Linked DNA regions of Homo sapiens: region 2 is linked to region 1. The links are chromatin contacts, found by Hi-C or POLR2A ChIA-PET in ENCODE. All regions are on one chromosome and are shown on one strand. Each heading gives the region's core, a stretch centred on a gene start or an enhancer-like site at or near the end of the contact. The rest is flanking DNA. Distances are from core to core; before and after follow the strand shown. Region 1 overlaps TXNRD2 (thioredoxin reductase 2). Region 2 overlaps TANGO2 (transport and golgi organization 2 homolog).

Region 1 (2,507 bases), core at 4-2,503:
CACTCCACCCTGAGAGCATGGAGGCATGTGGATGCCAGGGTCACTGCTGGGCCCATCCCCACCGGGAAGAGCATAGCCACAAACTTGGTTTCACGCAGCTGCAGCAAGGCGCATCCCTGAGAGCAGTCCTGATGGGCCCACCGCAGCCCCCTCGCCCGGGCAGCATCCACACCCACCGCGGCCCCTAAGCCCCAGCTGCACCCACACCAGCACAGAGGGCATCCAGGAGGAGCCGCCCCTTCCCTCTCACCAGGCTTAGGATGCTCCCACCCATCCCCAGCTTGGTTCTTGCTTTCTGCCCTTTCCTGCTGCCTGGCACTCAACAGAGGGACAATCCGCAGGGACTTGTGTAGCTGAGTCTGCGGTGTACGGGAGCCATCAGCCGAGCACAGCTGAGCAAAGACAGTTGCCTGCCGTGTACATGCCAGCAAACAGTGCCTGGGTGGAGAGAGGAGCCCAGGGCTGCAGCCCACCCTGGCAACAGCTCCCCTCCTGGGCACCGCCAGCCCCCATCATCATCTCCTGGGCACCCCAGTCTCTCTGGCTGTGGTCCAGGCACACGTGCCACGTGGGGGAGACTATACAGGGGCAGGCTGTGGGGGTGGCCTCTGTGTGGTGCCAAGAGGAAGCCGGGAAGCCAAGCTCCCATGCTCCATGCATGTTGTGTTTCAGGCTCTGATGCTGGTTTACACACAGGTGGACATCTCTGAGTTATCTAAGATAAAGCCCAAAGAGGAAATAGCTTCAGTGGCTGGGGTAAGATCCAGACGGATTCCTTCCCTGGGTCTCGTCTCACCTGCCATATCACAAGGCCCCAGGCAGACCTGTGGCCACCCTCCCTGGCACTCAGGCACAACAGCTGCCTGGCTGTGGGACCCCCAGGTTTAGCGAGTCCCCTCCTGTGTCTGCTGGCTCTTCTGGCCATGGGCAGGACTCCTGTGGTGCAGGGAGGGATACGCCAGAGCCTTCAGCATCTCACCCTCAAGAGAGGGACAGAGAACCATCCAGAGGGGCTGGGGACGCCAAAGGGGCACATGAAGATCTCAACTTCCAGTTTTTCAGGGCTGCAGTCCAGAGGCAGTCTGTCCCTTCTTTAAAACCAAATCTAAACTTAACTGCACTTAGAAGCCCCTGCACTGGGAGGCGTTTGCTCAGGATGCCCCAGCCTGGCCCTGCTCCCCTAGACAGCCAGGGATTCAGGCCACAACTGGTTAACTCAGCGGGCGAATTCGAGCCCGCAGCAGTGCTGGCTGACTGTCTTCACTCAGCGCTGTAATCGGCACATCTGCAGACAGGAAATCCTCCTCACTGAAGTTCCCAGTCTATTATCTGAGACACCTGGTGTGGGCGGGTGATTCAGAGACAAACAATGAGCGGGGGCCCCCTGCACAGCAATTAACTGCTTTAACTGCTAATATGTTTAATCCACCACGTGGAGATCAAGGCTGCGTCGAGGAAGGGGCTCTGGTCCTCCTCTGCTTCCAGACTGCAGGGCCCACTTCGCAATGCCAATGTCCATGGTCCTCGCCAGCTGCGGCCAGGCGCCAGGCACACGGGCAACGGGCAGGGCCAGCACTCGGCCCCACACGGGAGCTCTGTGCAGCACCTGGGCCCCTTCTGTGTGTGTGTGCACCGGGCACGGAGGCATCCCCCCTTCCTGTCGGAGCCCAGCTTGTGCGGACGTAGTGCACACCCGGTACAGGAAGCAGAGTCGGAGATGTTGGCATTGCCAGCTGTGCCGCCCCTAGGGCGCTTTATTTTAACCTCCCAGAGTGGATCATCCTTTATTGCAAGTAGAAATAAAGCTTGGTTAAAGGCTTATCGTACAAACCAGCAGAAAACGCTCGCAGTTGCTGACCTGGGAAGTGGCTCCTGAATGTTTACAAAACCTGGCTCTGAGCAGCAGCGAAGTCAGCACATGCCCGAGCGGCCCCCAGCAGGCGCGCAGAAGCCGCGCCGCCCTCGGGAAGCAGGGTCAGAGGCCAAGGACTGTGAAAAGCTTCCACCCCCAGCATCAATCATGCCAGGCAGACTGTCTGGGGGATGCTCATTTTGAAAGTACAAAAAAATAAAACAGACTCCTAGCAAGGGAGGATGGGCGTGCAGGCCACGGCAGCTCTGCTGAGTAGGGAGGGGCCTCGCTTGTTGCCTGCCAGGCTGACGCCCCGGCTTTCCGGGGACACAGCCCCCGGCCCATTGGTCTGCTACATCCCTATGGGCTTGGTCGAGGGCTGCCCCTCGGTTCAATGGCAACAGCTCCCTTATGCTGTGGGTGAACGGAGGTGTCAGCAGACAGAGGAGGAGGGCTAGGGCGCGGTGGGAGGGAGAAACTCGCCACCTCCCCTTTAGAGTGGAGTTTATTTGGGAATGACAGTAGGAGGATAAATTTTGAAAGAAAAATAAAGTGGAGTTTAGGATGAGAACCATCAGTACACTCCAGAGTCCAAAATGTTACCTAATCCTTCGTAGTGTTTATCATAATAAACTTACTTAAAATCTACTTTTAC
Region 2 (2,507 bases), core at 5-2,504, 150 kb after region 1:
ACGTGAAGACTCAGCCACAGAAGGCAGCCACAGGTAGGACAGAGGAGTGACATGGGTCCAGGTGGGCTGCAGTTCTATGGGCTTTGAGGAGGGTCGGGCGGCAGAACTGGGACAACGGCGTCAGTGAGTGAGAGCCAGCTTGGGCTGGCGGGTCACAGCTGCTGGTGAGAAGTCAAAGTGGCGGCCAGGCTAGGGGTCTGTGGGTGGGTCCTGAGCTGAGGAAAAAGAACCTGGGGAAGAGGGGACGCTGAGGACCAGCCAGAGGAGTCAGGAAATCGAGGCCAGAAGCCACCCCTGACCCTGGACTCAGGACGGCCACACCTCCATTCCCCAGGACACCCCAGCATTTATCCACACAGAGAACGAGGCAGAGATATAACCCACATCTAAAATGAAACGTGTAACCACTCTCTAATGCAACTGCTCGGGAAGTTTTCATCATTTTAAAATCTGTACCAGAAATGATTTGAACCATTTCAAGAGGGTCTCAGATTTGAGTCACTGCAAAGTTGCATAGACACCATGCTGCTTGACTTCAAGGCTGAGTGAAGTCATTTCAGGCCAAGGAATCAGGAAGGAAGGGTGTCTGGTGTTTTCCCTTTTTGCAGTTGGGTGAGTGGCAGGTCCCAGCAGCAGACAGCATGCTGCAGGGAAGGTGGAAGAAATGTTAGGAAAGAACTATTGACTGCTACAGGGACTGGAGTAGTGTTGGGCTGGCTAGTGAGTGAACAGAACTCTAAAGAATGTAGGGGCTGGCCGAGCACGGTGGCTCACGCCTGTAATCCCAGCACTTTGGGAGGCCAAGGTGGGCGGATCACAAGGTCAGGAGATCCAGACCATCCTGGATAACACATCTCTACTAAAAACACACAAAAAAATTAGCTGGGCATGGGGGTGGGCGCCTGTAGTCCCAGCCACTTGGGAGGCTGAGACAAGAGAATGGCGTGAACCTGGGAGGCAGAGCTTGCAGTGAGCCGAGATTGCGCCACTGCACTCCAGCATGGGCAACAGAGCGAGACTGCATCTCAAAAAAAAGATGAAGGTAAAATAAGGTCATGTGGGTAGGCCCTAATCAATGTGATGGGTGACTCAGATACGCACAGGGGAAGCTGGTGTGTATACAGAGATAGAAGCAGTCGTCTGCATACCGAGAAGACCCTCAAAAGGAGCCAGCCCTGCTGACGCCTTGATCTTGGATCTCCAGCATCCAATGCTGCGAGACAATAGTGTCTGTTGTTGCAGCCGCCTGGTCTGTGGTGCTTAGTTACGGCAGCCCCAGGAAACTAGCACGCTGAGGAGAGCCAGCCAGCTCTGTATGCGTTTCAGGGCTGCCTCCTGCAGGCTGCTGAAGAGACTCAACCCACCCCGAGTGCTCCCATCTCTGGAAAGGAAGCTTGATGGCTGGCCTGCGGGTGCTGGTCAGTGCCACCCAGCCCCTTGGGTGGAGAGGAGGAGGGTTGACATGGGCCCCTCTTGCTTTCACTCAGAACCCGTGTGTTGCTGCCAGGACCTGTCCTGCGGGTCCTGCCATTCCAGTTGGCCTCGGGATTTCTCTGGACTATTTTCCGAAGCCCTAAGCCAAAGACGAAATGTGCCACCTCTGGGTGACTGAGCAAATGTGCGCTGTGTTTTCCTGACTTCATGGGAGGGTGTGAGACACTTCTGGTGGCTGCTTCTGCTCTGCCTGTGGGGTGTCCAGCCAGGGGAAGGGCACGCTGCAGGCTGGGAGCACAGACACTTCTATGGAGCCCCTGACAGCACCTCTGCAGCACTTTGGGAGGCCTCGTACAGGTACCCAGCTAGGCTGGGCTGGACTCCTCACCTGTGGACTGGAGTAAAAAGTAGGGTGCTTTAGGCCACTATGTTTTTTTTTTTTATTATTATTATTATTATTTTAGAGACAGGATCTTGCTCTGTTGCCCAGGCTGGAGTACAGTGGTATGATCATAGCTTACTGCAGCCTCAAACTCGCCGGCTCAAGCGATCCTCCCACTTCAGCATGCCTAAGTAACTGGGACTACAACACCATGCCCGGCTAATTTTTTTTTTTTTGGTAGAGACAAGTTCTCACTATGTTGTCCAGGGTGGTCTCGAACTCCTGGGCCCAAGTGATCCTCCTGCCTCAGCCTCCCAAAATGCTGGGATTACATGCGTGAGCCACCATGCCCGGCCTCGGCCACTGTATTTGGTAATTTGATACCCATCACGGAAAACCAAGACCCTGCAGCAAGATAACACAATCACTTCATGATGTCACCCTATCTCTTTCAAAACTGCCTGTTTACAGCCGGGTGCGGTGGCTCACGCCTGTAATCCCAGCACTTTGGGAGGCTGAGGTGGGTGGATCACTTGAGGTCAGGAGTTCGAGACCAGCCTGGCCAACATGGTGAAACCCCATCTCTACTAAAAATACAAAAATTAGCCTGGCATGGTGGCGCACACCTGTAATCCCAGCTATTAGGGAGGCTAAGGCAGGAGAATTGCTTGAGCCTGGGAGGCAGAGGTTA

Evidence for each region. Hi-C counts contacts between places; a loop is a spot of excess contacts on that map. ChIA-PET counts read pairs that join two places held with the same protein, here RNA polymerase II (POLR2A). Pooled maps may share reads with other maps.
Region 2: a loop to region 1 is called in a pooled map, with 2.7 times the contacts of the local background. The contact joins two enhancer-like sites. A Hi-C loop is called at or near these places in 5 of 50 pooled maps. POLR2A ChIA-PET finds 5 or more read pairs at or near these places in 2 of 52 experiments (CD4-positive, alpha-beta T cell and activated T-cell).

What each region holds. Positions count from the first base shown.
Region 1 is chr22:19,890,423-19,892,929 of GRCh38, forward strand. All of the region lies in intron 11 of TXNRD2 (thioredoxin reductase 2), which reads right to left. Among named protein-coding and RNA genes, the nearest start is that of RTL10, 37 kb to the left of the region's middle. RefSeq lists enhancers at 134-642, 643-1,151, 1,152-1,659, 1,660-2,168 and silencers at 1,893-2,302, 2,469-2,507. Within about 2 kb of position 1,254, at least 13 of the 41 ENCODE cell types and tissues checked have a DNase peak (open chromatin) inside an H3K27ac peak, as active enhancers do.
Region 2 is chr22:20,037,062-20,039,568 of GRCh38, forward strand. The region is part of intron 2 of TANGO2 (transport and golgi organization 2 homolog); the gene reads left to right. Among named protein-coding and RNA genes, the nearest start is that of MIR185, 5.2 kb to the left of the region's middle. RefSeq lists a silencer at 1,485-1,646. Within about 2 kb of position 1,255, at least 2 of the 41 ENCODE cell types and tissues checked have a DNase peak (open chromatin) inside an H3K27ac peak, as active enhancers do.